Linked DNA regions of Homo sapiens: region 2 is linked to region 1. Evidence: chromatin contacts called from ENCODE Hi-C or POLR2A ChIA-PET data. All regions are on one chromosome and are shown on one strand. The core of a region is the stretch at or near the end of the contact, and the rest is flanking DNA. Distances in the headings are between cores, read along the strand shown.

What was found. Hi-C counts contacts between places; a loop is a spot of excess contacts on that map. ChIA-PET counts read pairs that join two places held with the same protein, here RNA polymerase II (POLR2A). Pooled maps may share reads with other maps.
Region 2: a pooled map shows a loop between it and region 1 (1.9-fold over the local background). The contact joins two enhancer-like sites. A Hi-C loop is called at or near these places in 1 of 168 maps with a recorded cell type or tissue (B cell), 4 of 37 single-sample maps with no recorded cell type and 5 of 50 pooled maps. POLR2A ChIA-PET finds 5 or more read pairs at or near these places in 11 of 52 experiments (A549, A673, OCI-LY7 and 8 more).

What each region holds. Positions count from the first base shown.
Region 1 is chr12:122,809,811-122,817,617 of GRCh38, forward strand. CCDC62 (coiled-coil domain containing 62) reads left to right here. Exons shown (of 13, transcript NM_201435.5): 11 at 3,460-3,609. Among named protein-coding and RNA genes, the nearest start is that of HIP1R, 22 kb to the right of the region's middle. RefSeq lists a silencer at 2,427-2,602 and an enhancer at 3,788-3,867. Within about 2 kb of position 3,666, at least 2 of the 41 ENCODE cell types and tissues checked have a DNase peak (open chromatin) inside an H3K27ac peak, as active enhancers do; they include B cell, where a contact is called at or near this core.
Region 2 is chr12:122,871,641-122,879,447 of GRCh38, forward strand. The region is part of intron 1 of VPS37B (VPS37B subunit of ESCRT-I); the gene reads right to left. Among named protein-coding and RNA genes, the nearest start is that of VPS37B, 21 kb to the right of the region's middle. RefSeq lists enhancers at 56-563, 473-762, 564-1,070, 1,580-2,086, 4,208-4,377 and a silencer at 5,102-5,310. Within about 2 kb of position 4,236, at least 5 of the 41 ENCODE cell types and tissues checked have a DNase peak (open chromatin) inside an H3K27ac peak, as active enhancers do; they include B cell, where a contact is called at or near this core.

The DNA.
Region 1 (7,807 bases), core at 2,416-4,915:
CAAAACAGAGATATAGACCAATGGAACAGAACAGAGCCCTCAGAAATAATACCACACATCTACAACTATCTGATCTTTGACAAACCTGACAAAAACAAGAAATGGGGAAAGGATTCCCTATTTAACAAATGGTGCTGGGAAAACTGGCTAGCCATATGCTGAAAGCTGAAACTGGATCCCTTCCTTACACCTTATATAAAAATTAATTCAAGATGGATTAAAGACTTAAATGTTAGACCTAAAACCATAAAAACCCTAGAAGAAAACCTAGGCAATACCATTCAGGACATAGGCATGGGCAAGGACTTCATGTCTAAAACACCAAAAGCAATGGCAACAAAAGCCAAAATCGGCAAATGGGTTCTAATTAAACTAAAGAGCTTCTGCACAGCAAAAGAAACTACCATCAGAGTGAACAGGCAACCTACAGAATGGGAGAAAATTTTTGCAATCTATTCATCTGACAAAAGGCTAATATCCAGAATCTACAATGAACTCCAACAAATTTACAAGAAAAAAACAAACAACCCCATCAACAAATGGGCGAAGGATATGAATAGACACTTCTCAAAAGAAGACATTTATGCAGCCAACAGACACATGAAAAAATGCTCATCATCACTGGTCATCAGAGAAATGCAAATCAAAACCACAATGAGATACCATCTCACACCAGTTAGAATGGCGATCATTAAAAAGTCAGGAAACAGCAGGTGCTGGAGAGGATGTGGAGAAATAGAAACACTTTTACACTGTTGGTGGGACTGTAAACCAGTTCAACCATTGTGGAAGACAGTGTGGCGATTACTCAGGGATCTAGAACTAGAAATACCATTTGACCCAGCCATCCCATTACTGGGTATATACCCAAAGGATTATAAATCATGCTGCTATAAAGACACGTGCACACGTATGTTTATTGTGGCACTATTCACAATAGCAAAGACCTGGAACCAACCCAAATGTCCAAAAATGATAGACTGGATTAAGAAAATGTGGCACATATACACCATGGAATACTATGCAGCCATAAAAAATGATGAGTTCGTGTCCTTTGTAGGGACATGGATGAAGCTGGAAACCATCATTCTCAGCAAACTATCACAAGGACAAAAAACCAAACACTGCATGTTCTCACTCATAGGTGGGAATTGAACAATGAGAACACTTGGACACAGGAAGGGGGACATCACACACTGGGGCCTGTTGTGGGGTGGGGGGAGGGGGGAGGGATAGCATTAAGAGATATACCTAATGTAAATGATGAGTTAATGGGTGCAGCACACCAACATGGCACATGTATACATATGTAACAAACCTGCACGTTATGCACATGTACCCTAGAACCTAAAGTATAATAATAAAAAATAAATAAATAAATAAAAAGAAATTAAGTTTCCTTTTTTTTTTTTTTTTTTCAGACGGAGTTTCACTCTTGTTGCCCAGGCTGGAGTGCAATGGCACGATCTCGGCTCACCGCAACCTCCGCCTCCCAGGTTCAAGCGATTCTCCTGCCTCAGCCTCCCTAGTAGCTGGGATTACAGGCATGTGCCACCACGCCCGGCTAATTTTGTATTTTTAGTAGAGACGGGGTTTCTCCATGTTGGTCAGGCTGGTCTCAAACTCCCAACCTCAGGTGATCTGCTCGCCTCAGCCTCCCAAAGTGCTGGGATTACAGGCGTGAGCCACCGTGCCCGGCTGAAATTAAGTTTTCTTAAAAAAAAAAAAAAATCAGGTGGTGGCTCATGCCTGTACTCGCAGCACTTTTGGAGGCTAAGGAAGGGGGATCACCTAAGGTCAGGAGATCGAGACCATCCTGACCAACATGGTGAAACCCCGTCTCTACGAAAAATACAAAAATTAGCTGGGCGTGGTGGCACATGCCTGTAGTCCCAGCTACTCGGGAGGCTGAAAGGCAGGAGAATTGCTTGAACCCGGGAGTTGGAGGTTGCAGTGAGCTGAGATCACGCCACTGCACTCCAGCCTGGCAACAGAGTGAGACTCCATCTGCAAAAAAAAAAAAAAAAAAAAAAAAAAAAAAAATTCAGTCTAGGCCCCTTTAAGAGCAATTGGCAGTGACTAATTTTCATGCCAAACTTCACATCCCAAAGTTGAAATTTAATAGGAATAAACGAAGGCACATACCCACATATTTTTCAAGGCTTATAAGCCTTTAATGTTGTCCTATTTTGCAAGTATTTTGACATGCTAAATACAGCATTGACAAGTTGGTTGAGGAGAGTTAACCAATGCCTAGGATTCTTTTATCGCATGGGTGTTACTTCATTAGCTGTAGTAAGTTCTGTTTAAGTCAAATTATTTAACTGAGTAGGTTCTAAGAAATAAAGGGGGCTGGGTGCAGTGGCTCACGCCTGTAATCCTAGCACTGTGGGAGTTCGAGGCGGATGGATCACTGGAGGTCAGAAGTTCAAGACCAGCCTGGCCAACATGGTGAAACCCTGTCTCTACTAAAAATACAAAATTAGCCAGGTGTGGTGGCGGGCAACTGTAGCCGCATCTACTCGGGAGGCTGAGGCAGGAGAATCACTTGAACCCGGGAGGTGGAGGTTGCAGTGAGCTGAGGTTACACTATTGCACTCCAGCCTAGGCAACAAGAGCAAAACTCCGTCTCAAAAAAAAAAAAAAGAGGCCGGGTGCGGTGGCTCACACTTGTAATCCCAGCACTTTGGGAGGCTGAGGCAGGCAGATCACGAGGTCAGGAGATTGAGACCATTCTGGCTAACGTGGTGAAACCCCGTCTCTACTAAAAAATACAAAAAAAAATTAGCCAGGCATGGTGGTGGGTGCCTGTAGTCCCAGCTACTTGGGAGGCTGAGGTGGGTGGAGCTTGAAGTGAGCCGAGATGATGCCACTGCACTCCAGCCTGGGTGACAGAGCGAGACTCCGTCTCAAAAAAAAAAAAAAAGAAAGAGAGAGAGAGGGAGGGAGAGAGAGAGAGAGAGAGAGAGAAAGAAAGAAAGAAAGAAAGAAAGAAAGAAAGAAAGAAAGAAAGAAAGAAAAGGAATGAATTTAGTTATTCTTATTCTACTATTTGATGTCCAGCTTTGCTTTGTAACACCTAAAGACAAAGAAATATTCACAGGTGATCGGGTGTAGTGGCTCACGCCTATAACCCCAGCACTTTGGGAGGCCGAGGCAGGAGGGTAACTTGAGGCCAGGAGTTCAAGACCAGCCTGGGCAACATAGTGAGATCCCACCTCTACCAAAAAAAAAATTGCTCGGTGTGGTTGCACACACCTATGGTCCCAGCTTTTCAGGAGGCTGAGGCAGGAGGATCACTCGAGCCCAGGAGCTTGAGGCAATCAGCTGTGATTGTGCCACTGCACTTCAGCCTGGGCGTCAGAGCAAGAGAAAGAAAAAAGAAAACAATATTCCTAGGTAGTTAGCATTTGTGTTTGTAAACCTAAGCATTTAAAGGTGCCTCTTAATTTCCTGTAGGCTTCAATTGTGTTACCCTCCCAGGATGATTTCTCGCCCACGAGCAAGCTCCAGCGTTTGCTGGCGGAATCTCGTCAGATGGTGACGGACCTGGAGCTGAGCACACTGCTGCCCATCAGCCATGAGAATCTCACTGGCAGTGCCACAAATGTATGCGTTTCATTTTCTCTTGACTATATTTGTCACATCCAAACACACCACTGAACACCAGTGTGCAAATATCACCGGCAGGGCGGCCTTTCTGTTAGAGGGAGAGTTTCTGTGTCTCTAGGGAGGAAAGGGAACATGCTTGTTTTAAGGAGGAAAAAGTTACACTTAGATGTCACTGGACCCAAACTTCCTCTTTCTAATGATCTGGGGCATATGAAGATAAATTCTTGGGGACTTTTTTCTTGGAGGGGGCGGGTACAGAGTTTTGCTCTTGTCGCCCAGGCTGAGGTGCAGTGGCACGATCTCAGCTCATTGCAACCTCCACCTCCCGGGTTCAAGTGATTCTCCTGCCTCAGCCTCCCAAGTAACTGGGACTAAAGGCCTACTCTACCATGCCCGGCTAATTTTTATATTTTTAGTAGAGACAGGGTTTCACCATGTTGGCCAGGCTGGTCTCAAACTCCTGATCTCCAGTGATCCACCCACCTTGGCCTCCCAAAGTGCTAGGATTACAGGCGTGAGCCACCACGGCCAGCTGGAAATGTTTTAAAAAACCAAATTTTATTATAGAAAGTTTCAAGGCCGGGCGTGGTGGCTCATGCCTGTAATCCCAGCACTTTGGGAGGCCGAGGCGGGTGGATTACCTGAGGTCAGGAGTTCAAGACCAGCCTGACTAACATGGAGAAACCCCGTCTCTACTAAAAATACAAAATTAGCCGGACATAGTGGCACATGCCTGTAATCCCAGCTACTCGGGAGGCTGAGACAGGAGAATTGCTTGAACCCCGGAGGTGGAGGTTATGGTAAGCCGAGATTGTGCCATTGCACTCCAGCCTTGGCAATGAGCAAAGCTCCACCTCAAAAAAAAAAAAAAAAAAAAAAGAGAGAGAGAAAGAAAGAAAGAAAATTTCAAATATGCACTGAAGTGGAAAGAATGGCACGGTCACTCACCTTTGACCACCATCGATTTTATCTTACCCCATCCATACACGTTTTCTTTGGAAGCATTTTAGCTCAGCATCATATCATGTCACTCATAAATATTTCATGATCATGATGTCTCTCTAACAGATATGGACTTTTAATTTTTTTTTTTTTTTTTTTGAGACTGAGTTTTGCTCTTGTTGCCCAGGCTGGGGTGCAATGGCACGATCTCAGCTCACTGCAATTCTCTGCCTCCTGGGTTCAAGCAATTCTCCTGTTTCAGCCTCCCAAGTAGCTGAGATTACAGGCACCTGCCACCATGCCTCACTAATTTTTGCATTTTTATTAGAGACGGGGTTTCACCATGTTGACCAGGCTGGTCTCGAACTCCTGACCTCAAGTGATCCACCTGCCTTGGCCTCCCAAAGTGTTGGGATTACAAGCATGAGCCACCCTGCCCGGCCTAATTTTAATTTTGTGTATTTATTTATTTTTGAGACAGCATCTTCCTCTGTTGCCCAGGCTGGAGTGCAGTAGCTATTCGCAGGCGTGATCACAGCTCACTGCAGCCTCAAATTCCTGGGCTCAAGCAATCCTCCCACCTCAGTCTCCCAAGTAGCTGGGACCACAGGCACGCACTGCCATGCCCACTCTGTTTGCCAGGCTGCTTGAACTCCCGGCCTCAAGTAATCCTCCTGCCTCAGCCTCCCAAAGTGTTGGGACTATCAGCATGAGCCACCATGCTCAGCTTATTTATTTGTTTTTTAGAGACAGTCTTGCTCTGTCACCCAGGCTGGAATGCAGGGCCAACTTGAACCTCCAACTCCCAGGCTCAAGTGATCTTCCCACCTCAGCCTCCTGAGTAGCTGGGATTACACGTACACGAAACCACACCCAGCTGATGTTTTTATTTTTTGTAGAAACAGGGTCCCACAATGTTGCCCAGGCTGGTCTCAAACTCTTGGGTTCAAGCAATCCTCCTGCCTCAGCCTCCCAAAGTGCTGGGATTATAGGCGTGAGCCGCTGTGCCTGGCCTGGCTTTTCTTAACAGTGTCTTTTAAAAAGCGAAATTTAAAATTTTGATTACTTCCAACTTAACAGGTTTTTTTTTTTCTTTTTTGAGACGGAGTCTCGCTCTGTCGCCCAGGCCTTGGTGCCAGTGGCGCGATCTCGGCTCACTGCAAGCTCCGCCTCCCGGGTTCACGCCATTCTCCTGCCTCAGCCTCCCGAGTAGCTGGGACTACAGGCGCCCGCCACCACACCCGGCTAATTTTTTGCATTTTTTGGTAGAGACGGGCTTTCACCGTGTTAGCCAGGATGGTCTCCATCTCCTGACCTTGTGATCCGCCCGCCTCAGCCTCCCAAAATGCTGGGATTACAGACGTGAGCCACCACACCCAGCCTATTCTAGTAGTTTTTTTGTAGATTCCTTAGGATTTTCTACACAATCATGTCATTCATGAATAGAGACAGTTTTATTCCTTTTTCCAATATTTATGCCTTATTTCATTTTCTTCCCTTACTGCTCTGGCTAGGACCTCCAGATGAGTGTTGAATAGAAGCAGGGGAGCAAACATCTTTGCCTTATTTCACGAAATGCTCTCTGATGGCAATTCTTGCTTAGTCCTTCAGATTGGTATTTTGTTAGATTCAGAGTTCCCTGGAGCAGTTTCTATGTGCCGCGAATAGATCCAAAACTAGAACATTAATCATTTTAGAATCAAGATGCTCACTGCCATGAGCCTAAACAGGTAGTTGCAGAGATTACCTTAAAGCAGAACAGGATCCAAAACTAGAAATTTTTCAAAGTATACCATGTGTGCCATATAAACTTTTCAAAGTGGAAACCGTGATGGACTCTGGTGTTTCCTAGGAAGATTTCTTCTTCACAAGCTGTCTCTGAGGCATTAGTGAAGCGTTGCATTTATATTGGGGCAGAGGAAGGTTTTTAATGACAAAACTATTTTGGTGCTTAGCTATCCCTTTAAATGTATGCAGTGAGGCTGCTTCTTCCCCTGTGTCTGGGGAGAACCTTTATGACTTTTCTAGTCATTCTTTGGCAGCTATTTCTTTAAAATACATTTTTTTAATTGAGATATAGGCCAGCCATGGTGGCTAATGCCTGTAATCCCAGCACTTTGGGAGGCCAAAGCAGATGGATCACTTGAGCCAAGGAGTTTGAGACCACTCTGGGCAACATTGAAAAACCCCACCTCTACAAAATAAAAAATTTTTTTTAATTAGCTGGACACACTGCCATGCACCAGTAGTTCCAGCAACTCAGGAGGCTGAGGTAGGAGGATCACTTGATCCTGGGAGGTCAAGACTGTGGTGAGCCATGATCTTGCCACTGCATTCCAGCCTGGGTGACAGAGTGAGACCCTATATCAAAAAGAGAGACAGAATTCACATTTTATTATTTACATACAATTCACCCTTCTAAAGTGTACAATTTGGTGGTTTTTTTTAAATCATATTAATAAAATCGTGCAGCCACTACCGCTATCTAATTCTAGAATATTTTAATCACCCCAAAAGGAGACCCCACATCCACAGCCACTGGTTACCACAATCTACTTTCTGTCTCTATGGATTTGTTGGACAGATAATTTTAATCAGAATTTGTTGACTAGAATTCATGGGATCCATGAACTTTGATGGAATAAAGATTACATGCCAGTTTATTTTTATTTTTAAATTTTATTTATTTATTTATTTATTGTTTTGAGACAGAGTCTTGCTCTGTCACCCAGGCTGGAGTGCAGTGGTATGATCTTGGCTCACTGCAAGCTCCACCTTCCGGGTTCACACTATTCTCCTGCCCCAGCCTCCCAAGTAGCTGGGACTACAGGCACCCGCCACCACGCCTAGCTAATTTTTTTTTTTTTTTGGATTTTTAGTAGAGATGGGGTTTCACCATGCTAGCCAGGATGGTCTTGATCTCCTGACCTTGTGATCCACCCGCCTCGGCCTCCCAAAGTGCTGGGATTACAGGCATGAGCCACCATGCCTGGCCTATTTTTTTATTTTTATTTTATTTTTGAGATGGAGTTTCACTCTTTCCTCCACTTCCTGGGTTCAAGCGATTCTCTTGCCTCAGCCTCCTGAGTAGCTGGGATTACAGGTGTGAGCCACCATGCCTGGTTAATTTTTTGTATTTTTAGTAGACAGAGTTTCACCATGTTGGCCAGGCTGGTCTCAAACTCCTGACCTCAAGTGATCCTCCCAACTTGGCCTCCCAATGTGCTGGGATTACAGGCGTGAGCCACTATGC
Region 2 (7,807 bases), core at 2,986-5,485, 62 kb after region 1:
TGGTGGGTGAGCAAAGCCGACCAAAAGCTGGGGGAAGAGGGGGGACATATTTTGCCCATCAGGGATTTCATTTTGTCCTTTAAAGCAATGACAGGCTACCCTGGTAGGTAGAGAAGAAGCCACATGCCCAGAACTTAGGGGAGAACGACAGGAGTAGAAGGTCTGAGAAAAAAAGGCAAAACGCTCCTAGCAAAACTTAGCCAAAGTTTAAATAAAAAACACAAACGCGTGGGTACCCTAGTTCCCTTTTCACTCACTGGTGATCGGCTTCCTCTACCACAGCCCAGCCGCCGCCACCTCACTTTCCTTCCACACCGTCAGTTTCAACAGCATGCGATTCCTTACCCAGCGTGTGTCCCTGTTTCTCTTTAAGCAGCTCTTCTTCAACGCCACCCCAGTCATCTCATTTTCCCCTTAATATTTTCTACCACCCCACCCAGGCTATTTTTGCTGCGACTTCCTTCCTCTTAGTAGCTCGAGTATAGATTCCTGGCCATGCTGCCTCTGCTCCCCACCCCCAGTCATACCCGTTGATTGCTGTCATAGTTCCTGGTGCGCTCACACGAGTGCACACGCACCACACACACAAGGAAGAGCCTCAGGGAATCAGAGAACAAAGAAAGAAGCCCTTGGATCCATGCCTCAATCAGGAGATCCCTAACCCCAGCAGGAGGGCTCTTTTCAGCAGACAGTGATCTGCATCTCCAGACAACAGCTGCACCCAGGGCCCTAAAGATCAGGCTCTGCTGAAACCCAACAGGATTTAAATGACAATGAAAACCAAACCTCTCTCCCAACTCTAAAGTAAAAGCTAGGAGTGTCCTCGAAATGTGGGTGGTAGAAATGCTTTCATCTCTTCTGATGCCTTTAGCAAAAAAGGAGAATCTTGGGACTGGAAAGACGCAGTTTCACTCGGGTTTCTGGTAAGCAGTGGGGCTCCCGTCACCCGCTTCCCCACCCACAGGGCGGCTCTCCATGGGCTTTCTATGCCAGGCCATGCAGAAGCGTCTTTCCTTCCATTGTTAAGTCATTTAAAAGAACAAACAAAAACCACTGTATGGCCACTCTGGAAAACAGGCACTTTTTAATAAAGCTGAATACGTAACTACCCTATGACCCAGAAGTTGTACTCTTGGGCATTTATATCAGAGAAATGAAAACTTATATTCAACAAAAACCTGCTCAGGACTGTTGAGAGCAACATTTATTTGTAACAACTAAAATCTGGACGCAGCCCAGGTGTCTTTTAACAGGTGAATGGTTAAACAAGCTGCAGGCCAGCCAGGCCGCAAAATACCACTCAGCAGCAAAAGGAAGAAACTTGACTGGCGGGACTGAGAACGCTCTAGGGAATCACACTGAAGGAAAACAGCCAACCCCAAAGGGCCACTCACTCCATGACCCCATGCACACAACACCCTTGAAATACAAAATCACAAAAATAGAGAACAGATTAGCGGTGTGTGTGGGACTATAAAAGGCCGACATGACGGATTTGCACGGGGACGGAGCCGTCCTGATGTTCTGTGTCCTGGCAGTATCAGTGCCCCGATCCTGGTGCTGAGAGTGCGTTGAATTTCACCAGATGTTACCCAGGGGGCAGCTGGGAGAAGGGGACACAGGATCTCTCTGTATTCTTTCAACTGCATGTGAAACTATGAGCATCTCAAAATAAAATTTAACTGTAAATACAACCACCAACCACTGCTGAGATGGCTTTCTCCTGCTGGTCTCACCTGGCGGATGAGGAGAAGGGCACATTGTCCAGGCTGCATTCAGAGACAGGCCTCGCGCTCCTGCTCCCAGACCCACAGTTCTGTGTGTTCCATCACTCTCAATCAATCATTTGTTCAATAAACATTTACTGAGCGAGTATTATCTGCCACGCCTGGGGTTAGGCACAGGGAATTCTGAGAAACAGGAGTGCTCCCACCCTCAAATAAACTGAGTCAAGCATAAATGGAGCCAAACTCATCAGCCCTGATCTGTGAGGCCCCAAATGGCCTGGTCCCCACCATCCCTTCCCGGTCAGTTCTGAGAAAGGAGGTCCCTAACCATCCTGCCTACACCAGCAGCCACCCTCTGTCAGCGCCCATGTCTTTCGTGGCATCATCACTGTCATCAGTGAAGATTAAATCTGTTGTCTCAATCACTGTCTGTCCCAACACTAAATACAGACGACACACTTGTCTTTGGCATCCCAAGCACTTTGCACACATCTGCCACTCAGTGAAGATCTGCTGAATGAATCAGAGAGCCCCCCACAACCCCAAAAAAGCCAAGATTCACTCAAAGCCAAGCCTGGCAAATAAGGGAGGTAACAAAACTGTGGAGGAAAAAAAGCGACCTAAGTTTGTTGAGAGCTAAGTGCCTCCAATCCTTGATGAAGCAGAGGCGCTCCCATCAGAAAGTCACTAGAGACTAAGTCTGAGGGAGGGTGTCACGCTGGACCTTAAAGTAATTGTCAAACAGAATTTCCTCAAAAGTCCTCAGTCAAGGTAGCACACAGCAAGTGCAGGTCTCCCACGCAACCACTTGAAAGACAGCGCTCAATGCAGCACCGACCGACATTCCAGCAGGCGGCCTAGACTACCCCACAGCAGTCTCAGCCTCGGCTGTGCCTTACGATCCCCGTTTACTGGGGAGTAGGGAGGCTGCTGTTACAAATCTCAATGTCCCGACCAACCCCTACCTGTTGAGCTCTTCAGGAGGGGCCAGGCATGGATGCTGCCTTCAAAGCTCCCTGCTGATACATACCGCTAAGCTGAAGACTTTTGCTCCAGTTTCACCATACAAATGCATCTACAAACAAAATCTTATTTCCGTAGGGTTTAAGTCAAGTCAAAATCACTTGTCCTATATATTAGAAAGTCCTAGAGGAGAAGAACACAAGGAAAGCGTGGACTATAATAAAGACAACTCACGTGTCCACATTTCTGGGGTCTGGGGAAAAAAGGCAATTTGTTTTGTATAGGACACACATAAGCCACCAGGCATCAAAAGAGGCCAAATAAAACTCCAACTGAGGCCGAGTGCGGTGGCTCACACCTGTAATCCCAGCACTTTGGGAGGCTGAGGCAGGCAGATCACCTGAGGTTAGGAGTTCAAGACCAGCCTGACCAACATGGAGAGACCCCTTCTCTAAGAAAAATACAAAATTAGCCGGGCATGGTGGCACATGCCTGTAATCCCAGCTACTCGGAGGCTGAGGCAGAAGAATCACTTGAACTTGGGAGGCAGAGGTTGCAGTGAGCCAAGATCGCGCCACTGCACTCCAGCCTGGGCAACAAGAGTGAAACTCCGTCTCAAAAAAAAAAAAAAAAAAAAAAAAAAAAAAAAAACTCCAACTGAGGACTGTTAAACTGGCAGTGATTTTTTAAATATCCTTTGGGTATTCAGATGTTTTCATATAAATACGATAACTTTTTTTTTAAATTGAGACAGAGTCTCGCTCTGTCACCGAGACTGGAATGCAGTGGCGTGATCTCAGCTCACTGCAGCCTCCGCCTGCCAGGTTCAAGCAATTCCCGTGCCTCAGCCTCTCAAGTAGCTGGGATTACAGGTGTGTACCACACCTGGCTAATTTTTTTTTTTTTTTTTTTTTTTGTATTTTTAGTAGAGACGAGGTTTTGCCACATTAGCCAGGTTGGTCTTGAACTCCTGACCTCAAGTAATCTCCCTGCCTCGGCCTCCCAAAGTTCTAGGATTACAAGCATGAGCCACCACACCCAGACAAATACAGTAAATTCTAAGTGGCCACCCAGAGAATACCCACAGCATCCTGCAGGATAATGGCAGTAGGGACAATGGCCAGGATGCATGTGCTGAAGGTGAATGTCTTTTCTTAAGCATTGGATAAAACTTTTTAACACTCAAAACCTGCCCCAGAACACACCTTGGATGCTACAATCAATGTAGAAACTCTTTCCTCAATCTTTTCATTGTTACAGTTGGAAAAAAAAAGGGGGGAGGAGAAACAACAGCTTTGTTCATTTGCAAAGCAAAGGCAAATTGGCCAGGACAGGCCCGGGAGGCCTCCACAGGCGCAGCATACACCACTCAGCAAGGCCCAGATGGCAGCCACTCCGGCCACATACACCCGGCTCTCCACCCCTCTCCGACTGATTCCAGCCTCAATGTCTGTGACCAAATCTGTACAGTAAATCTGAGAATGCTTAGAGAGGTATTTTAGGAACCATCAAACTAAAAAAAAAAAAAAAAAAAAATCTTAAGTTGCCACTGTCTTTGTTTCATGGTAGGCACCAACAGATACCTGAAATTGAAAACAGTGATGCCAACCTCTTGATCATTCTCATGATCCTTTTTGTTAACCATAGAAAAGTCTTTTCAGGAAATAATCTCTCTGTGGTAAAGAAACATTCTTATAAATTTACTCAGTTTCACTTCAGTTTCCATTACTTCTCATAAGTGAAGAAAAATGAGATGCCTGATTACAGCATTTGTAGTAGGACCTGGCTTGTCTAAACTTATTTCTGCCCACCTATCCGTGCATGAGCACAGAGAACTCTCTGGAAGCATGCTCACCCCAGGGTAACAGCAGCAGCCCGAGTGGTATGATTTTTTTACTTTCCACTTTCTACTTTTAACTATCACAGTGTTTGATTCATTAGAGCAAGCACGCATAACTTTGTAGAGAAAGGGTTTTTCTGTTTTAAGTTAAAAAAAAGTATCTTATATATACTTATCCAGGCAGAAATGTGGAGGTCTCTTTTTATCTCTTGGGATGCTTACATTAATATATGTAACTCTCTCAGAACACACAGTCTGGCTGGGCACGGTGGCTCGTACCTGTAATCCCAGCACTTTGGGAGGCCAAGGCGGATGGATCACTTGAGGTCAGGAGTTCGAGACCAGCCTAGCCAAAATGATGAAGCCCCACCTCTACTAAAAATACAAAAAAATTAGCCAGCTGTGGTGGCGGGTGCCTATAATCCCAGCTACTGGGGAGGCTGAGGCATGAGAGTTGCTTGAACCTGGGAAGCAGAGGTTGCAGTGAGCTAAGATTGTACCACTGCACTTCAGCCTGGGCAACAGAGTAAGACTCCATCTCAGAAAGAGAAAAAAAAAAAACACACACACTATCTCAAATGCACATGTCATTATTTCTTTATTTGGGTTGGGGGAGTGTGGTAGAAAATAAAGTCAGCAAGAAAGAAAAGAGATCTACAGTCCCCTCTGCATATGCCACGGCTGCTACAAAGGAGAGGCACGCAGGGGCAGAGGCAGAGGCAGGAGACCGCCTGCAGCTCTGTGGCCAATGCTGGGTCAAGGGTGTAGGTTTCCCATGGATGCTTTCCAGACCAGACACTTCTACAATGTGAAATTCTGATTCCAGCTGGCCAGTGTCTAGCTCCTCCACCTGTAATTATAATTGTGCCTTCCTAAACACAAAGGCAGACAAATCTGCCCACATTTCCAAGCTAAATCTTCTTCATGGAAAGATACTCATAGCAGTTCTTTTTACCCCCTTCACACTGTAATATAATACTTACAACAACTAAGTAAGTGACATGACTGAATTCGTTTAGCAAACTTGAACAAACAAATGGGAATCCTTAATAGCACCGGAAGTCCTTTAAATGCTCAAAATCCAGTGTGTACTTGGAATTTGGGCTGCGTTAGGATAAAAACAAAATATGCCCGCACCTACAGCATTCTCAGAAGGCATAGTATTTATGCAAAGTAAATAAATCACATTTTATTTAACAAGCAATCTTTATTGTCATTTTTTATTTTTTGAGACAGGGTCTTGTTCTATCACGCAGGCTGACATGCAGTGGTGCAATCATGGCTCACTGCAACCTTGACCTCCTGAGCTCAAGCGATCCTCTTGCCTCAGCCTCCCAAAGTGCTGGGATTACAGGCTTGAGCCACTGCGCCCAGCCACAAGCAAGCATCTTGTTAAACAAGCATTAGGTCCAGGAATATAAAATGTTCTTCCCACAAAGACTCTGCTCACACTGGCTCTTCAGCCTGGAACGCCCTCCTATCCAAATCTCTGCTGCAAACTCTACCCTAACCAAGGTCTTAGCAACGGAACCTTTTCTAAACCTTCCCCAGCCCCACCAACGCCACACAGAGCTAGACCCTTAGTGGTGGGCACTCCCTGAGGCCCCGCTTGATTGAGATACAATTCACACCTCATACAATCCATCTACTGAAACCATTCCACTCAAGGGTGTCTCATGTATTCGCAGAGTACACCTCTGGCTTCACTGTATTCACACTGTATTCTTCTGTGCTTGTTTGTTCATCTATTCATACATCAAAAAAAATTTTTTCAGGCATCATCACGGGCTGGCTCTGGAAGTACAGGCAATGGAGACAGAAAAGTGAACAGGAAGGTGAGGTTCCTTTCCTTAGGAGAGTGCAGCTACTAAATATGACAAACAGAATCATAAAATCTGTCCACTGCTAGACCGGGTGCGGTGGCTTACGCCTGTAATCCCAGCACTTTGGGAGGCCGAGGCAGGTGGGTCACGAGGTCAAGAGATCAAGACCACCCCGGCCAACATGGTGAAACCCCATCTCTACTAAAAATACAAAAATTAGCTGGGCAGGGTGGTGCCCGCCTGTAGTCCCAGCTACTCAGGAGGCTGAGGCAAGAGAATCGCTTGAACCCGGGAGGCAGAGGTTGCAGTGAGCCAAGATTGTGCCACTACACTCCAGCCTGGTGACAGAGGGAGACTCCGTCTCAAAAAAAAAAAAAAAAAGAAAAGAAAGAAAAACAAAACAAAACAAAAAACCTGTCCACTGCTGTGTCACGAAGGTGTTGTAAGTCTCCTGGGAGTGACAGGATGCTTGTGGTGTGCTGAATGGTGTGCCCCCCTCCCCCAAAAAGATGTGTCTACACCCTAATCTCTAGAACCTACATTTATTGGAAAAAAGGTCTTTGCAAATGTAATGAAGTATCTGGAAATGAAACAATCATCTTTAATCATCTAGGTGGCCCTAATCCAATGACAAGAGTCCTTTTTTTTTTTTTTTTTTTTTTTGAGGCAGTCTGGCTCTGTCACCCAGGTTGGAGTGCAGTGGGGCAATCTCGGCTCACTACAACCTCCGCCTCCCAGGTTCAAGCGATTCTCCTGCCTCAGATTCTCCTGCCTCAGCCTCCTGAGTAGCTGGGATTACAGGCGCATGCCACCACACCTGGCTAATTTTTGTGTTTTCAGTAGAGACGGGGTTTTACCATGTTGGCCAGGCTGGTCTCAAACTCCTGGCCTCAAGTGATCTGCCCGCCTTGGCCTCCCAAAGTGTTAGAATTACATGCGTGAGCCACCCTGCCCGGCCGACAAGAGTCCTTTTAAGAGACACATGGAGAAGACAGAGGCAGACGTGAAAGCCATGTGAAGACGGGGGCAGCATGATGTGGTCACAAGCCCAGGACGCCAGCACACATGAGAAGCTGGAAGCGGCAAAGAAGAGTCCTCCCCTAGAGCCTCCAGAGGGAACAGGGTACCCTGATTTCAGACTTCTGGCCTCCAGAGCTGTGACAGAATTAAGTTTCTGTTGTTGCAAGCTGCCCAGTTTGTGGTCATGTTACAGCAGCCACAGGACTAGTACAGTGCTGGAATCTTCCACCTGTTCTTGAAAACCACTGTCTATCCTGCTCTGTGCCCCAGCAGCCACCTGGCTGACCTATACCAACCCTTCACCCGGACACTCACCCTCAGGTTCTGGTTGGATTCAGCAATGAGGATCAACAGTAGGAGGAAGATGAAAAGGGACAGCGGAGATGGGGAGTGTTCCCCGGGTTGCCTCGCTGAGGTGCGGCTGCAGCTGGGCC